4 separate regions of the Mus musculus genome follow, and regions 1, 2 and 3 are each linked to region 4. Evidence: chromatin loops called from intact Hi-C (ENCODE). Cell type or tissue: heart. All regions are shown on one strand. Links, peaks and the distances in the headings refer to the core of each region. The heading gives the core; the rest is flanking DNA.

Region 1 (5,635 bases), core at 299-5,298, 140 kb after region 4:
ACTCCAGCTAAGAAACTGACTATGCATATGTGTGTACACATGCACATGTGGAATTGTTCTGTAAAATGTATTTCTTACTATTGGTTATAATAAAATAAATCTGAAATCCAATGCACCCGTTTGTTTGGTTTTTGTTTTTGTTTTTTAGATTTCATTTATTTTATGTGTCTGAGTACACCATCACTGTCCTCAGACACACCAGGAGAGGGCGTCAGATCCCATTACAGATGGTTGTGAGCCACCACGTGGTTGCTGGGAATTTGAACTCAGGACCTCTAGAAGAGCAATCAGTGCTCTTAACCACTGAACCATCTCTCCAGCCCCGCAGACAAGTTTTTTGAGCAGACTGGCTCTGAGAAGGGCTGGGTGATGAAACCAACTGGAAGACAGGTGCCAAAGGAGGCTCCTAGCTTGGCTTTGCCTTTCTTAAATCTGAAGGAAGACATAGCTGATAAAAACCGATTAGTAACTCAGACTAGAGTCGAGGGGATGAGGATGGGTGAGTAGATGACCCAGCAGGCACCCAGAAGGCTACAGTGAGCGCTAGTCACGAGAATAGGTGTGTGTGTGTGCGTGCGTGTGTCCATGCTATGCGTATGGTTGGGCATGTAGAAAAAGTTCTGGGACACAGTTCCATCTCACACATCCCATGCATGCTCACAGCCACACAGGTGGTCACCACTCACTCAGAGTGGTCACCACTCACACAGGCAAACAGAACAAGAACAAAGACAGGAATGGATTTTAGCTACAACAACAACAACAACAAAACAGCAAAAACAAAATCCCAAATGACGAAAACCAAAAACATAACCTCTTCCTTCTGCTGGTGTCTCAGGCCTGATGTTTGGTACTCCTATAAGTTGTTTGTTGAAGACCTACTCTGCGCAAGCTATACCTCTGTAATCAGAGAAGGTACTGCCTGTTTAAATGCCCACACCTGAGACGAGGTACAAGAGGAAGTTCATCAAAACTGATTTTGACTTTGGGGCAGAGGAGGCGGCTCATAAAGACACTTGGCAATCTGAGTTTGCCATTTTTATTTTTGAAGCAGGGTCTTATGTAGTCCATGCTGGCCTTCAACTCACTATTTGGCCAACAATGACCTTGACCTTGTGATCTGTCTGCCTCTACTTACCAAGTCCGGGGAATAGAGGTATGTGCCACAATGCCCCCCTTTTATGGGTGCTTTGGATCAAATCCAAGCTTCATGTAAGTTACATAAGCCCATATCCCCATCTCCTCAGCAACCTTTAGATACAAAAGAGATCGTGACTACAGCTAACGTCTGCAAGTGTCTCACACAGCACATACTGTTCTCAGGGAGTCACACAATGGTCAGACCTATAAGAAACAGTTCTATCACTGTGTAGAGTGATGCGATATGCAGACTATAGCCTCTGAAGTGTTAAGTGACTTGCCCATATGCCCACATACTTAGCATCAAGCTGACCTAGTATTTAAGCTCCAGTGACTGGCTGTAGGTCCCAGGTTTTGCAAGTCATGGCCAGCACACACTACCTTGCCTGGCTATAGTCACCAGCCTTGGTTATGGCCTCTGTGGTCAACAGAAAAGCCAATGGCTCCCATTGGTCCTAGGCTTACTTCATGCTGGGTACTACCACCAGCAAATTTCAAGGAGTCTCCATGGTGACATCTTACTCAGGTAGAGGACCTGCTCAGGTGGAGTCCTAGTGGGATATTCTTTCACTAGAAGTGTAGAGGGAGGCTGCGATCCTGTGGCCAATGTCAGCAATTCAAGGAGAGCCAGTGAGACAGCCCTTCCCCATCTTCCAGCTCCACCTTCAGGACTATGTCAAGAAGGCAGGCTAGGTCCAGGGTCATCACTGGGAGGGGTGGACTCCTGCACACAGTCAAGCTGTTAGAAAGAGGGATGGTAGGCGCTGCAAGGGGACACTTATAGCATCTACTAGAGGAAACCGGGCTCTTCTGACCTTTACAAAAGAGCTAGCTGAGACTCATGGAGCAGCTGTATCTGCTCAGGGACTTAGCCTGCAAGTAGGAGAGCTGCGTGCCAGCAATGTTGTAGCCTCTGTACCTAACTGTGCCCACGGGTCCTCAGGACACCCCGGATCTTGTCTTGCCTCAGGACTTGCTTGTATAATTTTCTTCCCTTTGTGAACACCAGTCTTCCCTCTTTAGTGTAATAATGTCTCCGATCTCAACTGCTCAAAGGGGCCTTGGCAATGAGTACTGCCGTGGCAGCTAATGTGGTATGTTTGACATGGTAGTCAGACTCCGGGGTTTTTTTGGAGCCAGGTCATCGACCCAGGAACAAATCCTTTCTCTAGTCCTGCCTGGGGACACCATGCTAACGTCCTTTCTTTTTCTCGAGGCCAGTCAGCTTCATCTTACTGCAGCCACAGAAGGTAGGTTGTAGCTTAAGATTCCGCGAGCGCCCATTAGTTTGAATGCCTGTTAGTTCTGTCTCCTGCCCTTTATACACTACATACCCCTGGTGGAGATGGGGGGAACACATAGGAAGGGGAGACCCATGGACAGAACCTGGAGAGGGAAAACAGAAGAGCGAAGGCACCGAGAGACTCTCAGAGAGGGAAGACGGGGATTTGGCGGGGGGGGGGGGGGGGACTCAGAAAGAAGAATTCAGAGAGGGAGAAGGTGGAATGGAAGAGAGGGAGGGAGGAAAAGAGAGCAGTTGCAGATGGGACTAACTTTGCTTGGGCTTTGCTGCCCTCTGCTGGTCACATGGAGGTAGTAGACAGGGCGACCCCTAAATGGAAGTTTCAAAATATTCTAGCTGGGAGACCTGGGCCCTACTCCAGCACATGGGTTCTACCCCCATCCCTTCACCCCCCATATGGTCTCTACGCATCCCAGGCTGGGCTGGGCCTCACTCCCACTCCTCCTCTCCTGACTACAGGCGTTTGCTACCATGCCTGTCCCTCCCAGAACATTCTAATTCATCCCTGGGCTGAAGGCTGGGATTCTGCCCTGTTTCTTAGGCCAGTAGTGACCAGCCAGGAATTTTGTTAGAGACACCCAGGGATGACAGTGGGAGGAGGCTGCGTGCCTCTAAAGAACAAGCAGTGCAGGGGCCAGCAATGCATGCTTGTTCTCTATCCTCTGCCCTCACCCCGCCTGATAAGCTAAGCTTCAGAGAAGCCAGGATCAACCTGCCACTCACAGCATGGTTATATCTACCGCTACCTTGTCAGGGGGTTCTCCAGCTCCGCCATGAACCCCAGTGGCAATGCAGTATGGCCCATTTCTGCCAACATCTGGGACACCTACAGAGACTATACAGGCCAAGGAATCAGAGTAGTGAGGACAAGAAAGACCGAGGGAGGATGTCGGAGTCCTCAAGGCTGTGACACAGATGTGCTAGCTCTGCCATACTTGAAGGCAGGCAGTTGAGGCTTATGGGAGTGGCATGAAATTATCACTCACACTCTGTGCTTCACCAGAAGATTGGCCCAGATGTTCCTTCTGGAAGGGCCTAAGTGACTGCTTCTACCCCTGCCCCTGCCCCTGCCCCTATGGGCCATGAACCTTGCAAATTTCCATTCACAGCCATCAATAAACATGGACAGACAGCCAGAGTCCATGTTGCCGACATCCTGCTCCTGAACCCTTTATGCAGCAGCTGCACCATCTTGTCATAACCAGGATCACTGGCCCTGCAACCTTGTGACTCTTTCCAGCATGCTGCTCTGCTGAAACCAGCAGTCCTGTGAGGTGACAGGTGAAGAACTCAGTGGAGAAGCCTGGCATCACCTCTTTTGACTCCTCTACTGGGACACAAAGTCTAGGGACCATCACTGTGAATTTCCCAGAGCCTTGAGCACCCAGTGCCGCAGGTGGGTATTGCAGTGGTGGAGGGGTGTGTCCCTTCTTTCTACTCTTCTGTCCCCATGCACTTATGTTCTGGCTGTTGGGCACAAGCCAATGATGACTGACAACTGCCCAGAGGAGAGTCCTCCTAAGCTGGTGAGCACACTGAGCCAACTTCAGGTTTTACAATGGGAGCCAGTGACTGTCATTGGCACTGTCCTTGGCTGTATCTTTTCCTCCTCAGGTCCTGTAGTCGCTGACACTATTTAGTTCCTAGCAATAAAGACAACATGTGCTGGGTTCGTTGGGGTTATCTATTCTAACCTTCTAATCCTTCTAAATATTGGTTCAGCTTTTGTTTTCTTTTGGTTTTGGTTTTCAAGAAAGGGTTCCTCTCTGTAGCCCTGGCTGTCCTAGAACTTATACTATAGACCAGGTTAGCCTCAAACTCAAAGATCTGCATGCCCCTGCCTCTTGAGTGCAAGTGCCACCATACCCAACCATTTACCCATTCTAGCACCGATGAGACATTGTCTCCATGACTTTAGTCTTGCTGTCTGGCAAGGACATTCTTCTTCTCTCTGCTTTCTTGACTTTTGAAGAGTCCTGGGAGACTTCATTCATTCTATAAAACCACACGGCCTGGGATTGCATCGGATCGGGAGTTTTACTTGCAGAAAATCACTTCTTGGTGCCAAAAAGTTTTAAATTCAGTCGAGCAGTGGGGGCACATGCCTTTACTCACAGCACTTGGGAGGCAGAGGCGGGAAGATGGCTGAGTTCAAGGCCAGCCTGATCTGCAGAATGAGTTCCGAGACAGCCAAGGGCACAGAGAGAAAAGCTATCTCGAGAAACCAAAAATAAATAAACAAACAATTGTTTTCCTCTGCTTCCTTGGGTTTCCACCAGTTTCTCAGCATGTGCTTTCTGGAACTCTTTTTCAAGAGTTTATTTATTTCTAAGGCTTTAACACTTTTTGTCACATCTTTTTTTTTTTTAATGCTGTGATAAATTTCCTGAAAGAAATAAGACTGAGGGAAGCTCTCAGACCATGGAGAGCTGGCACCACTGTGGCAGGCTGGGAAGGGCATCAAGGGTAAGGGAGCCTGAGGAAGGTCAGCTCACCATATGGTGGCCTAGAGGTAGGCACAGAAAAGAAGGGGTCAAGATGAGCCCTCTAAAAAGACACCCTCATTGAGATGTTTCCCCCCAAACATTAAACCCCACCTCCCATCTCTTCTGCTGCCTCCCCCACCAGTTTGAATGAATCAGTGGATTGATCTGTCAATTAAGTCAGAGCCTTCATGGTCCAACCACTTCCTAGATCCTGGACATGGCCTTCAGGACCAACCCTTCCACACAGGAGTCTCCAGGAGCATCTTACATATCCAAATATATTAAACATATTTCTAATAACTTACCTGTGAATTTTGTTGGAGCATCTGAGTGTCTGGACGATCCGTGAGTAAACACCCCCCACCCCCATCTTCCTCCACAGTCATTTTTCTTGTGTCTTTCTGAATCAACTAGTGTGATGGTTTGTTTGTATATGCTTGACCCAGGAAGTAGCACTATTAGGAGGTATAATACGCCTTGTTGTAGGTGTGACACTGTGGGCATGGGCTTCAAGACCCTCATCCTAGCTGCCTGGAAGCCAGTCTTCTGCTAGCTGCCTTCAGAACAAGAGGTGGAACTCTCAGCTCCTCCAGTCCCACGTCTGCCTGGGCTCTGCCGTGCTCCTGCCTTGATGATAATGGACTGAACCTCTGACCTGTAAGCCAGCCCCAGCTAAATGTTGTCCTCATAAGAAGTTCCTGTTCAC
Region 2 (5,635 bases), core at 198-5,197, 120 kb after region 4:
CCCTCAAGAGTTTTCATGCTGAGAACTACGAGTGTTCAAGCATTGCCTCGAACACTTTAAAGCTGCTTTAAAAAGCAGGGAAGCCCCCTAGACAAGAAGGGACCAGAGCCAAAGTGCAGTGGGTGGGGGCAGGGCAAGACCAGGACAGCACTCCCAACATCAGCAAAAGAAACTAGCGACGCTTTTTTTTTTTTTTTTTTTTTTTTTTTTTTGAGAGAAGAAACTCTCTTCCACCACCATTCAGGCTTTTGCCGACAATGGAATTTGCTCCTTTCTCCCGGGTCTCAATGGTCTAACAAAAACAACCCGAGCTTTATAAATAGCTTTTCGTGTCCATTTAATGTGAAAGATTGGGGGTAGAGAAGCCTCTGCCATCACCGCTCTCCCAATCGTCTCCGCCTGCAGTTGTGTTTAGCCTGAGTGTAAACCTCTTTTGTCCCGGTAATATATGGCTCTCGCTGCTTGTCCATAGCCTTTTGCGGTTAGTTCATTACTACACAATTACCATTCACGCTTCGTTAGCGTCTCTGTTTCTTTTTGTTTTTCTTTTTCTCTCCCTTAAAGCGAAACTCTCCCCCTTTTCATAGCGCCAATTCCCAGTGGGAAGCGGTCAATGTGCTAATTAGACGCCACTTTCCTTGTATTCACGCTGATTTCTTTACGTTGTGGGGGAGGCAGAAAAATCATATGTAGTTTTTAAAACGATGAATGACTGGATTTTTTTTAAGCCAAAACAGACTTTTTTCTGTCTGCCAAACCAGCAAAGTGCCTTGTCTTAAAAGGTACTGACAGCACCAAGGTGATTGCGTGTCCGTGGGTCTTGGGGGGGGGGGAAAGTGGAGGTGTGCTGAGTGGTCTCTGTGGGATTATTTTCATTTCTGTAATTTATTTTATTCTGTTGCTATTTAAGCTGTTTGGTGCGGACTGTTTCTGTAAGACCATTGAATGGAAGTGGGGGGGCGGGTAAGCAAAAGGCAATTGTGGCTGCTGTTTTCGTGGGTTTTTTCCTAATCCGGGTTTGCACGGTTGAAAGCGAAAGTTATTTGTGCGGAAAGCGCCTTTCACTCAGACAGGTTGTAGGTTCTCCGTCTATTCTCTACGGGGAGAAAAAGGAGTGTTTTAAAGAGATGAAGGGACTCGAGGGGGAAAAAGGAGGGAGAACGCTAGTGAAAACAGCTTGGGAGAGGCGGATGCTCGGCTCTGCAGGACACCCGGCTCATTCTCTACTTCCCTCACCCCGCAGCTTCCTCCAGCGTCGTGCCTATCCCTGGGACCTTCTCCTGGCCGCTGGCTGCTCGCGGCAAGCCTCGCCGGGGCATGCTGCGCAGAGCCGTGTTCTCTGACGTGCAGCGGAAAGCCCTGGAGAAGACGTTCCAGAAGCAGAAGTACATCAGCAAGCCAGACCGGAAAAAGCTGGCCTCCAAGCTTGGCTTGAAGGACTCGCAGGTGCGAGCGGCCTCCACCGCCCCACCCTCACACGCCATGCTAGCCCCTGCCAATCAATTGCAAGGGCTCTCTGGTGCCTCTTAGGCTGGCGGAGCAGCTGGGGAAACCCAGGCCAAGTTATTTGAGGTTTCCCCAGAGCAGCCTCCTTTTCCACCCCACCCCACCCCACCCTTCTATCTTACTCCCCCACCTGCCCAGCTGAGTCAAGTGCCGAATGAGAGGATGGATGGACGTAAGGGTACATGGATAGCTATATGGATAAATAGATAGATGCATATGCATGGGTAGGTGTGTATGCAGGTGGAGGATGTGTACATGGATACGTACGTACGTGTGTGTGTGTGTGTGTGTGTGTGTGTGTGTGTGTGTGTGTGTGTGTATGGGGTAGGCGGATGGACACATGAATTGGATAGATGGATGGGTGGGTCATGGCTATGGGGACGAGTGAATGAAGCATGAATTCGATCCAATATGAATGGGCTGGCAGGTAGATAGACCAGAGGAGCAAGAGTTAAGAGGGCTTACAAGGCTGGTGGGGAACAACACAGAAATCACCTTGAGGGCAGCGCCTTCCTACATGTTCCCCAAGCCTGGCTTCTAAGGGTTGCCCCAACCACCACCACCACCACCACCACCACCACCACCACCACCACCACCCCCTCATTGTGAGCAGACACTAACTTGTTTCTGGTTCTTCCCTCACAGGTGAAAATCTGGTTCCAGAATCGACGCATGAAATGGCGGAACTCCAAAGAGCGCGAGCTCCTGTCTAGCGGGGGCTGCCGAGAGCAGACCCTTCCCACAAAACTAAACCCCCATCCAGACCTTAGTGATGTAGGCCAGAAGGGACCTGGGGATGAGGAGGAAGACAATCCGGGTGCCCGCCTGGCCTACCACGCGCCCGCAGACCCGCGACATTTGCTGGAAGGGCCACTGCCTGCCTCGCCGGCGCACTCGAGCAGCCCGGGTAAACCGTCAGACTTCTCTGATTCTGATGAGGATGAGGAGGGCGAGGAGGATGAGGAAATCACGGTGTCCTAGGAGCCCCTCCAGCGGCTCTGGGGCTGTTGCAATTGGAAACTGGAGAGGGAACGCCCACGTGGCCACCTCTGTTCAGGATCCTGGATCCTGCCTCTTCTCACAACAGACCCACCACCTTCTCAGGGGTGGCATCACCCTTCCTGTTGTCCCAGAGACATTTCCTTGCGCCGTGCTGCCACCTCTAAACAACCCTTCCCACGGGAGCGTGGGTCTTTTCTACAAGAGCAACATTGCATCTATTTATTGCAAATTTATTTTAGACACCGCGTGCAGGGTGTGTGTAGAGGGGTGTCCCTAGTTCCACTGCCAGTGCTTACTGTGAGCCAGGTCCTGTCAAACACCAAGCCTCTGACCCCTAACTTCCTGGATGGCCACCTTTCTGCAGGGGGTATCAGTCAGCCATCCTGTCTTTTCACCTTGAGAGTAGAAAGCACAGGAGATTCTGAAAGAGAATAAGGGCACCGTCTCCCTGTCTAAGGGGAAAGCACTATCAAGCAAGCTTTTCATTTCTTGATGCTCCTTTGGCGGGAGGAAGCGATTTCTCTCTGTAGACATGTGTATCCAGTGCTCTGCTTGATGTCCTTCTGCTACTCCAACGGGAGCCTTTTCAGAGTGCCAGCTCCTGGCACTGGGGTGTGGACTTGTCTGACTCTCCGACACGTTTCACCCAGCTTTGCAGTCTGGGCAGCTTACCTGAGATGTGCTCTACTGTGTATCTATATTTTGTATGGATGTTTTATACTGAGGTTATTGTGAATGACCATAATGAAGGGCTGGCTGTGTCCCTCTCATTATTTTTCTCTGCAATGGTCTTTAAAGTCTAAAAGGTAGCTGTGTAACTTCATAATTTATAAGGAAATGCTTATTTTGTATTTTTTACCATGTACAGACTTTTTATATATGTATATATGTATCAAATGGACAAATGCCAAATAAAAAGTAGAATGAGTTTGATGGCTAAAGGGCATTGTTAAGTCACAAAAACGTGATGGCTGAAAGAACCAGGATTGGTCTTGTGGGTACCCAGAAGGCAAATATCTTAGTTAGGGTTTTATTGCTTCGAACAGGCACTGTGACCTAGGCAACTCTTATAAGGACACCATTTAATTGGGGCTGGCTTACAGGTTCGGAGGTTCAATCCATTATCATCAAGGTGGGAGCATGGCAGCATCCAGGCAGGCATAGTGCAGGAGGAGCTGAGAGTTCCACATCTCCATCTGAAGGCTGTTAGGAGAAGACTGGCTTCCAGGCAGCTAGGATGAGGACCTTAAAGCGCACACCCACAGTGACACACCTATTCTAGGCCATACCTTCTAATAGTGCCAGTGCCTGGGCTGAGCATATTCAAACCATCACAACAAACTATTACAACATAGCCTTATATTCTAATAGACAAGTGACATTTCCAGTAAGAGGGTACCAAGAACCTGGGCTTGCAACTAACCTCGTGTTCTCCAAGACCAACGTGATGGACCACAGAGGTCAGTCCAGGGCACTTGGGTTGTTCAGGCCTGCAGTGGTTTGCACGTTCCCCTGGAAGAGGGAACTTTTTCTAGTGACCTGGAAAGCTTGAAGACTAGTCCCAATCCCTCTGCAAAGACCTGATTCTAGCTGGAGTGTTAGTCCACAGTGAAAGCTGGTGAGCCCAGATCTGAGTTCCAGGCTCCAGGGTCTGCAAGCTTTTTAAAGCGACAGCCTGATGCCTCCTTTCCATAGCAGCGTTCTTAGCCATTGCCTAAGAGGAATCCCAGAGGGGGCTTTTGTGACCTGTGAGAGACTAGGCTCTGTCCCATGCACCTCACCCTAAGGTTCTTTGTGAACTCAAATCCCCAATATTCAGAGAAGTTGCCAAGCTTTGGTAAGGCAGCTTGTTTGAAATGTGAGCCCATTCTTCCTCGTCTTCAATAACAGAAACCTTCATGCTGACCTCTTCAGCTCTCGCTCCAACCTTGTGACCAGGATAGTTTATACTGAGAGTTTAGAGAAAAGAAATCGTGCTTGTTTTAATAATGTCCCTAATTCAAGAAGCCTCCCAGATCTCCTCAACATGTGGTCAGTTTTCTATACAAGTTCCAGTGAGAAAAGGATTCCTCGGGCTGGTGAGATGGCTCAGTGGGTAAGAGCACCCGACTGCTCTTCCGAAGGTCCGAAGTTCAAATCCCAGCAACCACATGGTGGCTCACAACCATCCGTAATGAGATCTGACCCCCTCTTCTGGAGTGTCTGAAGACAGCTACAGTGTACTTACATGTAATAAATAAAATAAATAAATAAATCTTTAAAAAAAAAAAAGAAAGAAAAGGATTCCTCTACTGGGGCCCACACATTCAGAGACGAGAATTTGGTCAAAAATGGCTGACTTCTTCCTCCATGGCAGTTCTAGCTGACAGTTTTAATTTAGGCCAGATGTGGGAAGGGTTTAGTGGCTGGAGTTCAAGGACCCCCGAACACCCCATGCTCACAACACAAAACACAGCAATACACTGCAGCCAGGGTAGCAGCTCAGGTGCCTGTCAGTGCAAGCATTGCTAGATGGTATGGTACATAGAGCAATGGAATATTACCCACTCTTTAAAAGGGAGTTCTGTCAGCTGCTTCGGCACCAATAAACCTCGAGGGCATTATGCTAAATCACAGTCATTACAAAGTGACAGATGCTAGGACTGCATTGTATGAGGTTTGCAAAGCAATTGGCATGTGAAAGCTACTGAAAGAGGAACCCTGTCAACCTCAACCAGTCCATCCCAGTCCAGTTTCACACCAAAAGTTTTAAAGATCTATTGCATGCCAATCAGTGTAAATGACACTACTTGGTTGTATACCTAGACTTGGTTGACACAGAGCTTTGATGATGGCTCGATCAGTAATGTGCCTGTCATTCAAGCAATCACGAGACACTCAGTTTGGATCCCCAGAGCCCACATAAAAGATCAGACACAGAGTGCATGCCTGTAACCCCAGCCTTGGGGCAACGGAGGCTCTGAAGCTCGTCGGTTAGCCAGCTGAAGCATATCCATGAGGTTTAGTGTTGGAGCCTGTCTCAATAAAGCTGCTGGGTGGTGGGGGTGTATGTCTTTAATCCCAGCACTCAGGAGGTAGAGCAGACAGATGTCTGAGTTCAAGGTCAGCTTGGTCTACAGAGTGAGTT
Region 3 (5,635 bases), core at 436-5,435, 280 kb after region 4:
GGGGGTTTAAAATGTTTCCATGCGTTTAAGAACAGTATCATATGAAATTTGAATTTTGGAGTTGGAGTTAGCACACAGAAGGGCAAAGTAAACATTGCCCCCTGCCCTGTTTTTTGACAGCGCATCCAGTACCTTAGGGTGGGATATGTTCCCTGCATGTAGAAATGTTCCTTCCAAGTGTTGAGTTCATGGGCCACAGGTTTACACTAGAAAGTAGCTTCAATGATCAGATTCTAGTACAAAAAGGATTATCAAATGATCCACCCTGGAAAACGACTTCACACCCCAGGGGCACAGCTAAGAGCTGGGACTGAGATATTTGCTCAATACATGCCAACTGAAATCTATTTAATGGCTGAGTATCTGGAGTGCTGATGAATGAGCCTCTATGTGGAATTCCCCTATGGTAAATACCTGAAGGCTAGCTGAATCACGCCAGACATGGATAACACTCGTTGAGACTGTTAACCCACATGGAACCTGGAGACGGGAAGGGAATATTCTCCCGTAAGACAGCTGACAGGGCAGAGCATGGGTGGGGAAGGGAAGGAGAGCCTCGAGAGGTGTTGATCGGTCACCACAAGGTTCTCTGACACAGCACAGTGGGTTGTCAGTGGAGCAGTTAATGCTCATATTTCACCAATATGTTGATAGGTTCCCACCTCAGCCCTGACTCATTCTCAGAAGAGCTCCTCTAGCTTCTATCATTTGAGGTCTAAGAATGAGCTGGGGTGAGGAGATGAGAACTTCTCTGAACCAGGCTGAGCTAGGCTGTATGCACACATTCAATGTCTTTGAGTCTCGGTACCTTATCACCATGGCCACAGAGAATTAGAAGGATACATAGGCTCCAGGAACTCTGCCACCTTCTGCCTGTGTCATTCTACCTCACTCTCACTACTACTCAAAGCAACGTTATTCTCAGATGAGGGTCACTGGTTTCCTACAGAATCAAGAGGCCACAAAGGCCCTGCACTGTTTCCAGACTTCTCCTAAAGGCCACACATGTTGGCTCTCCAATGCTAACAGGAACTATTGACACCCTTAACACCAAGAAAGCCTTCTTCTCTGTGTCCTGGCAGAAGGTGAAAGTTTGTGAAGCCAGGGTGTGTGCCTCAGGTTCAGGATCATTACCTGGCTTAAACAGAACTTCTTACTCTTTTAGTGTGAAGGTATGAGCAAGAGGCTGCACCACCAGCCAGAGCAAGGGGCTCACTACAGAGACAGGCGAGCAGGGTGGAGAATGAGACCTAGCAAGCCTTGTGTAAGACCTTCATTAAAGGAACTCAGTTGTTCAAGAGGATGGCTGGAAAACCTATTCCAGACCCAATCCCTCCACCGAAGGAGGCACACATGATGCTAAGGAGACACATATTGTGTGACGATGGAACATCATGTGCAGACAACCAAAAACCCACACAGTGTGATATGAAGGCCCAACCTCTCTGTAGCAGGGGCCCTGGAGCTACTGAACCCACCCTTGTTCCTCTCTTAGAAGTGTGTCATTTTCTAATAACATCTCTTCTGTTTCTGCTGCAACTGTTGTGATGAACCTAGAACTCACAACAAATCCTAATGTCACTATGACACAATAAAAAATACTTTGGTCTCTGTCCTTCATTATTAGCAAGAGCCTCAAAGTCTCAGAATATCCTGAGTGATGGGGTGAGAAGAGTATCTTCCATAAACCCCTTTCCAACATACCTGCATCTGTGTTGCTGCACTATTTGTGGATGGCAGCTGGTTGTCAGAGGAACCAGCCATATGATTTTACTAAGTTGGAACTCTCAGCCCCACCATCCCCTGGGGCTGGAGACTGGAGACTGACTGACCCACAAGTGGTCTTATTTAAGCAGTCATGGCTACATAGGAGGATGTCCATCAAATCCCTCAACTATGGGTCTCAGAGAGGCTCGAGGTTGGTGAATACACAGAGGTGCTGGGTAAGAGGTTCCTTCTCTTTCCCTGATGTCTTCCTAATGTCTCCAAAGTCAGCCGCTAGCTGGCAGAAGGACCTTCGTGAGCTTTTGCAGGAACCTACAAGCTGGGGTCCTTTCCAAATCAGAGATGTCTGCCATGCCCTCTTGGAAACTGCCTGAAGCAGGGCCTTTCAGGACAACATCCCCACAAGACATTTATCTTGGCTTCTTGGCTTCTTTATCTTGGTAATAGCATACATAGGCTTCCTCTCTCATCACTTTGCCTACAACAGTCTGGCAAGTCACTTGGGGCCAGTCCTAAAAAGACAGTGGGGAGGAGCAGGTTAAGAGCCTTTCAAGCAATGAAAGACTTGATGCCACCTGCTGGCTGCCTGGGGAAAGACACCTCAACCAACAGCCCCGTGGGGGAAGGTCAAGTGTCCTGGCCCACCTGGCAAGTGGCCTGGTGCATTCTGCACTGTTTCTTTTTCCTGCTGTCATTCACAACACAGGGGAAGCTCAGAAGCCAGAACAGGTGACTGGGGCCTCAGGTTCAAAAGGGCTTTGACTTCAGACACATACTCATGCAGGAGAACGGGGCTGGTCTTCTGTTCTAAAGGCCAACTGAAGCACGAACTGTTTACTGTGAGGCCACTGCTGTGTCAACCAATGAAGGTGTGTGAGCATTCAAGACAGATGTGGCCTTACTCTTCAGAGCATGTGACAGGTATGTTTTTGGACCCCTCTGTAAACCTCCCTTCTAGGCATAGGTATGTGCATACATATCATAGACACACATATACAGGCACATGCTCTAAGGTGGCCCTCCCACAGCTGGCACAGACACTTCCCATCTCAGTTGACCAAGAGGAACAGGAGGGGTCTTAGCCCTAACGGGGAGGAGGAAGCCAAGATGTGGCTCATGTAGTTGATGCCTAGAAAGCAGGAACATCTTGTATAGACTGGATGTGAATGCCCGTGCTGGTATCAGGAGATAGGATTCCAAGGAAGGGAGGTAATTTAGTCTCCACAAGGTCTGACAAACTGAACTCTGGGATGGGACTGGCAACTTTCTAAGAAGGGGGGAAACACAAGCATTTTCTTTCTTTGCCATGCAAAGATGTGGTCGCCATCTTTACATTAGAAAGAGAGGCCTCACTAAAACCCGTCCGCTGTTTAAATGCCAAGTTGAAGGCACTTTATGATATCAGCCTGGGCTGTCTGAGGTATATCCTGAAGTACCGACGGAGTTATAAGCCAGTCAGCGGGGAGCAGGCTGGTTTTTTGAGGAACTACGTCTCCCAGGAGAAATCTGCCCACGTCTATTGATGGGGTATTGTCTGCCACCGAGCAGAGGACGTCAAGCTGTGCAGATATCAGTCTGGAAGACCAGAGTGCTCTAAGCTTTATCTTCCCTTTCATGCTGGCTAGCCACAGCTGAGGAACAACTCCCACCTTAACATAACTGTACCACTCAAAGGCAACAGGGCTACAGCAACGTCTATATTGGTCACTAGATAACATCACAGGCCAAGCTGGCTTCCGCTAAGTGTTCGATGACAAGGACCACTGGGAGGTCCTGCCAGGGTGGGCAACACAGTCACAAAACATTAAATATATACTATGCCCTACTCTCTAGATTTAGGCAAGTGATAGGCACTATCCTTCTCCTAGACGCATGGAAAAAAACATGCAGGCTTATTTATGCATACATAATGTATCTATGGGCACACGTATGTGAGTACCTATGGTTCTTTGCCTGGTGCCAAGCAATATCACTAATTTTTAATATTAAGAATTTGTACCAGTTCATTTGGTAGGGCAGGGATTAAATCTCTGGTCTCTTTTGTTCTTAACCCATGTTATGTGAGGCCAGCCAGTCCTCAAACATTCACATGAGAAAGGCTTACCTGGTTGTTTAGGGATGAGCCAAGGCCAACAGGACCACAGGGCTAGGCATGTCTATGGGGTGGTGTTTTTTAGCACAGCCAGACAGGCTTGCTAGGGAAAACAGCCACATGGAGAAGTGGCATGGCCCAAACACAGAGAGCTGCAGACACAGGACTCACTTGTGTTAATGGCACACTTGGCCCAGCCAGGAAAGCGCAGACTGCGTGGGGCCATAAGTGGGTAAGTCATGGGAGACAGATGGATAAACCACTGAGAGTGATCAGTGCTCCCTTCAGAGCCATTTTCAAAGGCTACAGAAGCCACCAAAGGTTCTTAAAGAGAGTGAGAGGACTTCTGAGGTTAAGTTTAAATGGTTGATTTTCCAGGAAGGGATGCATATTTATACTTCAGAAGATTATACAATCCAGTGCTGCCTTTGAAAAGGGGGGAAAATCCTTCAAAACATATGCATGCTAAATCTGCCCTTATAATTTTATTCTGTGCCACATGGCACTCTGAAGTTTTAGAATCAGAGCACAGGACTGACTCAAGACATCAAGACTTGCTAAGGGATCCCTTCCTCCGTCACTTTAATTTCTTTTCGATTATAACTAAGACCCAGTTTACCAGATAGAAGAAGCAGTGGGGTCAGGTGATGGTGTGTGATGTACTTACACACCAGGGTGTGATAAATACACAGAAGGATAACTGCCCTCTCCATGCGGCTCTTAGCTAGACTCCACAGTTATGCAGTAATGTCAGGACCAGGTGCACACATAAAGAACACGAGCTACACATGAAAAGCAGTTGATACACCGAGCCAGGGCCCAGCATTATTTAAAAAACAAAGTCACGGGTTTTCAGAAACTAGACCTAACTTCCATACCAGGTTTCTGAATACATTTGCTGTCAACTTTTACAAACATTTTTCCTTAAGGAGCCTCAACGCTGATGAAGATTGCTCAGGCATTGAGGCTATGCTTCTCTGAAGCCAAATGGACAGCTGGATACAAGCCTGTCAACACACCGCTCCTAAGTCCCCATATGTTACAGGCTGATAGGACATCTAGATCCTAGTGGAAATGTTGTGTCTTTGTTAGATAAACATCTGTAACAAGATGCAACCTCAAAGAGAGGTCAGCTAGAAGGTTAAAATGTGCATCTGGGGACTGGAGAGTTTAGGGAATTTAGATGACATCACAGGGCTCACAAGAGCCTGCAGGGACTTAAACCCTTGATAGAGTTTCTCATCCATCCACTGTCTACTCCATCCATTGCCTCAAAAGTGACGTGTTGAGCAGATTCTGCAGAAAAAGCGGCCAGTCCCGATACTTACAACTGTGTCAGTTTAAGAAAAGAAAAAGAGAGACACTAGAGACGCTTAGAGCCCCACTAGGTGGGGCTGGAGAGATGGCTCAGCGGGTAAGAGCACTGACTGCTCTTCTGAAGGTCCTGAGTTCAATTCCCAACAACCACATGGTGGCTTACAACCACCCGTGATAAGATTTGACTCCCTCTTATGGTGCATCTGAAGACAGCTACATATGGTGCATCTGAAGACAGCTATTATATTTATATAATAATAAAATAAATCTTAAAAAAAGAGAGAGAGACATTAGGCACTGGGCATGTGAAGTTGATCTGCTAACTTGGCCTCACAGGAGAACCCTACGTGTGGTTGTACGGATGGTGGCAGGCTTAGCAAGTATTCCAGAAAGTTCCCAGTAGAAAGAACATGAAGTATCACCTAGATTGCCTCTTCTGCTTTGGCAAGTCCTATAGTAGGAAGCATACTGAGGCTAAGTGTAGAGTTTCTGGGTATCAGT
Region 4 (5,635 bases), core at 358-5,357:
GTAGCATCCTGTGAGCCCCTGCCCTGGCTTGCCTGCCTTAACCGCTGCCTGTTTGCAGGGGCTGTGTTGAGCGCTTCCTGTTTATTCTGCCTCTAGAGTCCTTTTCCGACTTGCTGCAGTCAGATGGACTCTGCTGTTTGCAGTTTAAAATGGAGGCAATGGAGAACACTGTTGTCCTTCCCCACTGGGCTGCCACAATGCCAGGCTGTCAGGATGTATAGGTGCTGCCGTGCACCTTCTCAGAGACTGCCATATGAAAAGACACCCTCAGATCTTGTCAGCTCACATGGGGGACCCGCGTATTGAATCTCTTAAAGAGATTACTGACTGTAGCAAGCCTATGCTTTGTTTTTCAAAATTGCGATATAGTATACTTAAAATCAAATATTCAGGTTCTAAGAGTTCAGGTCATGATTCTAGAACCATAGTGTATACCATGGCTAGGTACACAGCCCAATTCATGTTACCCCAGAACATGCCTTTGTTCTTCTACTTAGCTCTTCCAGGGTTTCTGAGTTCAATTCTGAGCAACCACATGGTGGCTCACAACCATCTGTAATGGGATATGATGACCTCTCCTGGTATGCATGAAAACAGCAATACATTAAATAAATAAATAAATAAATAAATAAATAAATAAATAAATCTTTAAAAAATATATATATTCCAGTATGGTGGCACAGGCTTTTAGTCCCAGCACACAGAAGACAGAGGCAGGAGATCTCTGTAAGTTTAAGGCCAGGCTGGTCTTCAGAGCAAGCTCCAAGACAACCAGACTTCCATAAAGAAAACTGGTCTCCAACAAAAACCATGTAGGGCTGTCAAGAGGGTTCCTCACGCATATATTTAAAAGTGTGCCTTAGACCCATGTTTGTCCAATTTGAGTTCATTTTCGTGGCCCTGGAGCTGCGTCCTGTGACATGTGGGTCAGACAGCCCTGAATGTTTCTTTCTGAGTAGCTGCTCTATGGTGGTGCTCTCTCCTCCTGCCATCCTGGACTGTTCCCTGGTAGCCATGGCAACCAGGACACAGCAACACAGTGGTAGCCAGGTCGAGGGTAAAGATAAGATTAATGACGATATGAATGCTCCCCAACAGATGTCTTAAAAGCCATAGGACCTCTCTTCCCTTCCCTGAACACAGCTACAAAAGACCTTAAGATTCTAGAGCACATGTAGAGTAAAAGGTTGGTCTCAAGAGGGACTCCATGACTTAACTTCATGACGTCACCTCCCGTGATAGGGGCATCACCCACACTCCTGCAATTAGCCCTAAACCCCTGCCCCAATAAACTCACTAGTCTCGCCATGTTGGACTTTAGCAAAATCATACCTGCCTGTCTTTTATGTCCCTTGGGAGTAAATAGAAAGGAGAAATGAATACCATGGTTGTTTCCCACTGATCCAGGAGGCTAGGTTAGCCCACATCCTGCTTGTAAACAGGTTAGGTTTGCTTCCAGTTATTTTTCCTGTTATAAACAAGGATTTGAACATTTCACAGCAGTCTCGCTGTGGATGTGTTCACATCGCTCTCCCAGGGCGGGTGCACCATTTCAGACGTCACCCACTTGGTATCATCATTCATCTTTAGAGGCCAAGCAACTCCCCATTATCCTTTCAGTCAGAGCTCTATATTGTGGCACATGCAGAGGCCCATTTTGAGTCTGCCTTTCCCAGGATCACTTTCAAGCTGACCATGTGACTAAGACCTCACCCAGGCGATGATCCATAGCCTCTCTAACGTTGGTTTTCCCATCCGTGGATGAATGAGGACAATGACCTAAGCCGCAGAGCTGGATCAACTGGATCATCATGAGAGCGGTCCATACAGCATCCACTCTGGTGTTCATCAGAATCAGAGAACGGCCAGTAGCAATGATCTCGTCACACTTGGATGCTGAAGCACACAGCGGGAGTGGGGTGGGGGTGGGGGTGGGGGTTCTGTTCTGGCTACTCCAGGGCATCTCTTTAGGAAAATAATGACAGATGAACATTAAAAAACAAAGCTGCCTGGGCTTGCCCTTGACTGACTAGCTCAAGATCAGTAAGCGTTTGTTGTTATGCGTCTTCTGTTTCCAACATGTTTGTGTGTCTCTCTGTGTAGGCTATGTGTCCTTGGATGCCTGAAAGAAGACAAAAGAGGGCATTAGATTTCACAGAGCTGGAGTTACAGGCGGTTGTGAGCTGTCTGGTATGCTCTGCTTCGAGGTTATCCTGTATTCTTTACCACTGAGCCATCTCTCCAGCCCAGGACCAGCTGCTTTTAAAGATGCTGAAAAGAGTTTGCTACTCAGTTAAAGAAGGATTTCACTATGAGAGGGGAATGCATTGGGATCTATTTCCTCATAGTAGCCAGAAAGGAACAGCCTTCTACTTAAGGAAGCGCATGGTAACTGGAAGAAAACTGGGATTCAAGTCTTCCACTTAAAAAAAAAAAAGTAAAAAACATGCAACAATACACAGTCCTGTTTAGAACTTTATATATTACTGATTTAACACTTGTAGCTTTTGAAGAGGATCAAGAAAACAGAAGGAGAGAGAGAGGGGACAGAGAGAGATCTTTTTAGAAACACAGTAGACAAAATTCGTTTTACAGGTTGTACAGGAAGAAAGGAGCAGAAGGAAATTTAGACAAATGAGGAAAAGACCAGGGAAAAATGGCTACAGGAGCCATCACAGCTCTGACATGACACTGAATAGCTGGCGTTCAGACAGGAAACGCCAGTTCTCCAGGGCATGCTCTGTGTGTAAGCTCCCATGCACCTGTCTGTACCCAGGAAACACATTCAGACAGTCCAGCCTCAGCTGCTCTGAAGTAATTGCAGATATCAAGCACCAGAGGGCGCCAGAGAAGGCCGAAATGCTCGCTCATTCGGATACCCAGGTGGTCCAAAATGCCTTCTAATTATTTATAAGAAAACTTAGAGTTGGTTCTCTGGGTTGTTAACGTATGGGACAATTATGCGTGTGAATTTAGTGTCTAATATACTTTCAGTGTGAGCCGGGTATTTCATAAGTAAATAAGCAGTGTGGGAGGGTTCAGAAAGCAAAGGGATGGCCTCTAACGCATGTGTGCAGTCACTCAGCTGCTTTCCGTGTGCCTGGTGGTATGTTAAACGCCAAGGACAGAAAGACAGGCGGAATCACATTTTCTGTTGAACCCATGTGTAACAGAGATTTTAAACTTAGTGCTACTTTGCTAATTTTTTTTTTTTAAATCTGGAATTCTTACACCCTCATCTATTGGACTCTTTAGAAGAAGTATGTGATGGTTGAGTCAGGCAAGCACAGGAGGTTTAGGCTCGGACTCTATTTGGTTCGGGTTTTGCAGCCCACCCCCTTCTTGTAATAGTGCACTGGTAGGTTATGCCCCGACCCATAGGCTTTATGTATACATCCCATTCAAATAAGTCACCTAGCAACCACAGGACTCCCTCACGCCCTCACCTACAAATAGGAGGTGTGTGTGTGGCGGGGGGGGGGGGGGGTTCTCACCTATGAACAACATACACATTTATTGACCTCTAGTACCAAGATTGAAACAGTTTCTGTTCAAATGTATTCCCAGTTCATCCTATAAAGAGTGGAAGGTTCAATCCAGCATAAACTAGCTTTGGATGCATGCACAATAAGTCAACTGTGTCCTTTAGTTGCCTTTTAGAGAGAATCTCTACTGACCACCTTTTTTTTTTCTCTAAGATTCATATGTACACTGTAGCTATCTTCAGACATACCAGAAGAGGGAGTCAGATCTCATTACAGGTGGTTGTGAGCCATCATGTGGTTGCTGGGATTTGAACTCAGGGCCTTCGGAAGAGTGCTCTTAACCTCTGAGCCATCTCTATTGACCATCTTATGCCTATGTGTAATTGGGGGTGCTTACGATTAAAATCAGATGCCTTATTAGGAAGAACATGCGCAGTAGAGGAAATGATTATATAACCTATCAATCAAAATAGGAAGCCACCCAAACCATGAGCCTTAGGGACCAGCACCTCCTCCCCGTGAAGCCAAAGCAACAGTTGGGGCTCCTGAGTATATTCTCACACTTGGCCCTCTATCAATTTCGACAGTTGTATCCCTTTCTGATCTTTACCCAAAATGAAAATATCTCCCTGCTTTTGCAAGTCTCTGTGAGCCCTTCTTTTCAGTTGTGGATAAAAAAAGCCAAGAACATGACAACACCCAGGCTGGACTCTGAGCACAGGTGACAGTCAACACAGAGGCCTTGGAGGGGGACAGCTGGGCACCAGTTTCACTTGTGCTAGTTTCTTTCACCCTCCTTATGTCCTGGGTTCCTCAATCTGTGACTAGTTCTTCCCGCGCGGATGTTGTGAAGATTGAATGGATAATCCACGGAGAGTGCTTGAAATTATATCATAGTTAAGAGCCCAGGCTGTATTCAGTACTGCCTAGGCCTAGAATCCAGCTGCCAAGATTCACTACAGAGCGGGAAGGGGAGTCATACCTATCTGACCCAATTTACAGACAAGAAGATGGAATTCTGCCACCTGCTGGCTGAGTTAGCGCAGTGAAGTTCTTTTAACTTCCAAAGCCTATAAAAGGGAATGAATCCTCCATGCTGCAGCGAATATTAACTGAGGTAATGTACATGAAGCTCCCTGAAGTCAGCACACATGCCCGTGCTCACCTCTCCAAGATGTGGTATGGCTTAGTTGCTTTTGCACTGTGGTCGCCATAATTCCTGACAGAAGCAACCTGCTCCTGGCGGCTGAGGGTTTCAGTCCCCGGAAGGTTCAAAGGTGCAGCTCGGATCATGATAACTGGAGTGGGCAGCAAAGCAGCAGACCAGAGTGCTGCTGGGCTACAACTTTCAAAGGCCAGTCCCTAGTGATCTCATCCAGCCAGATGGGTCACACCTTCCGGAAGTCCCACAGCTTCCCAATACGGTTCCAGCGGCTGTGCTCGGGAATGCGTGCTCGGCGCACGCACGAGGCTGTGAGGGACATTTCAGAGTCGAACTAACTTTCACTGGAGCAAACTATAGCCTGGAGAAAAGCTAGTTCCACGTTTTACGATCACGTTTCTCATCGAATGAAATCAATAATAAACTGCCAAGTCTATGCCAGCAGCACTCGAGGGGGAGCAGGGTTCAGAGTTTATCTCCAAGAGACATGGAAACACCTATAAATCCCCCCCTAGAGTTGGCTTGTCCTTTCCATTGAGGATTATCTGGGGGTTGTGAGGTAGACAGCCAAGAGGAAGGGCTGTGCAATGGCCCTTGAGGTTAAGAGTCCTTGTAAACGCTGAGATAAGATCGTTTTCCTAGAGAAGGTGGCGGAGGGCTAGAGGATGGGCATCCACAGCTCACTGTGAGCAGAAGCTTCTGTGGTTGGGGTGTGCCTCTCACCAGGAAGATAGGACCGGATCTGCTTAGGCCACTACTGTGTTGCCACCACCACACTGGTGCCTGGCACTTAGTAAATGTATCAACGAATCCTTCACAGCATAGAGAACGCACACATCCTTGCAGTCAAAACAACACTTTTGGAGACAGAAAGATCAGAAGTCAAGGTCATCCTTGATTATATAATATAGCAAGTTTGAGAGTTTGTCTCCAGAAAACAAACAAACAAGCAAACAAACAAAAGTAATTTGATTAATGAAAATTGAGT

What was found. Hi-C counts contacts between places; a loop is a spot of excess contacts. Peaks named below come from ENCODE experiments on the same cell type or tissue, not always from the same donor. Only the 100,000 strongest peaks of a DNase experiment are listed, where the experiment ranks them.
Region 1: a loop joins it to region 4, with 7 times the contacts of the local background. A loop is called at or near these places in 38 of 42 quality-filtered maps.
Region 2: a loop joins it to region 4, with 3 times the contacts of the local background. A loop is called at or near these places in 2 of 42 quality-filtered maps.
Region 3: a loop joins it to region 4, with 4 times the contacts of the local background. A loop is called at or near these places in 25 of 42 quality-filtered maps.

What each region holds. Positions count from the first base shown.
Region 1 is chr7:49,613,516-49,619,150 of GRCm38, reverse strand. No RefSeq gene overlaps it. Among named protein-coding and RNA genes, the nearest start is that of Dbx1, 21 kb to the left of the region's middle. In heart, for the core only: a CTCF peak has its summit at 2,725 (motif pointing left); no DNase peak of the experiment used is centred there; H3K4me3 peaks cover 455 bases; H3K27me3 peaks cover 2,710 bases.
Region 2 is chr7:49,629,300-49,634,934 of GRCm38, reverse strand. It overlaps Dbx1 (developing brain homeobox 1), which reads left to right. Exons shown (of 4, transcript NM_001005232.1): 3 at 1,244-1,446; 4 at 2,152-3,436. The coding sequence ends at 2,487. Among named protein-coding and RNA genes, the nearest start is that of Dbx1, 4.7 kb to the left of the region's middle. In heart, for the core only: no CTCF peak of the experiment used is centred there; no DNase peak of the experiment used is centred there; H3K4me3 peaks cover 2,068 bases; H3K27me3 peaks cover 4,070 bases.
Region 3 is chr7:49,468,240-49,473,874 of GRCm38, reverse strand. All of the region lies in intron 10 of Nav2 (neuron navigator 2), which reads right to left. Among named protein-coding and RNA genes, the nearest start is that of Gm51447, 33 kb to the right of the region's middle. In heart, for the core only: a CTCF peak has its summit at 2,320 (motif pointing left); no DNase peak of the experiment used is centred there; H3K27ac peaks cover 586 bases.
Region 4 is chr7:49,752,138-49,757,772 of GRCm38, reverse strand. Gm32962 (a long non-coding RNA gene) reads right to left here and starts at 4,918. Exons shown (of 2, transcript XR_391460.2): 1 at 4,651-4,918; 2 at 1,612-2,122. In heart, for the core only: CTCF peaks have their summits at 2,830 (motif pointing right) and 4,505 (motif pointing left); no DNase peak of the experiment used is centred there; H3K4me3 peaks cover 807 bases; H3K27ac peaks cover 417 bases; H3K27me3 peaks cover 1,468 bases.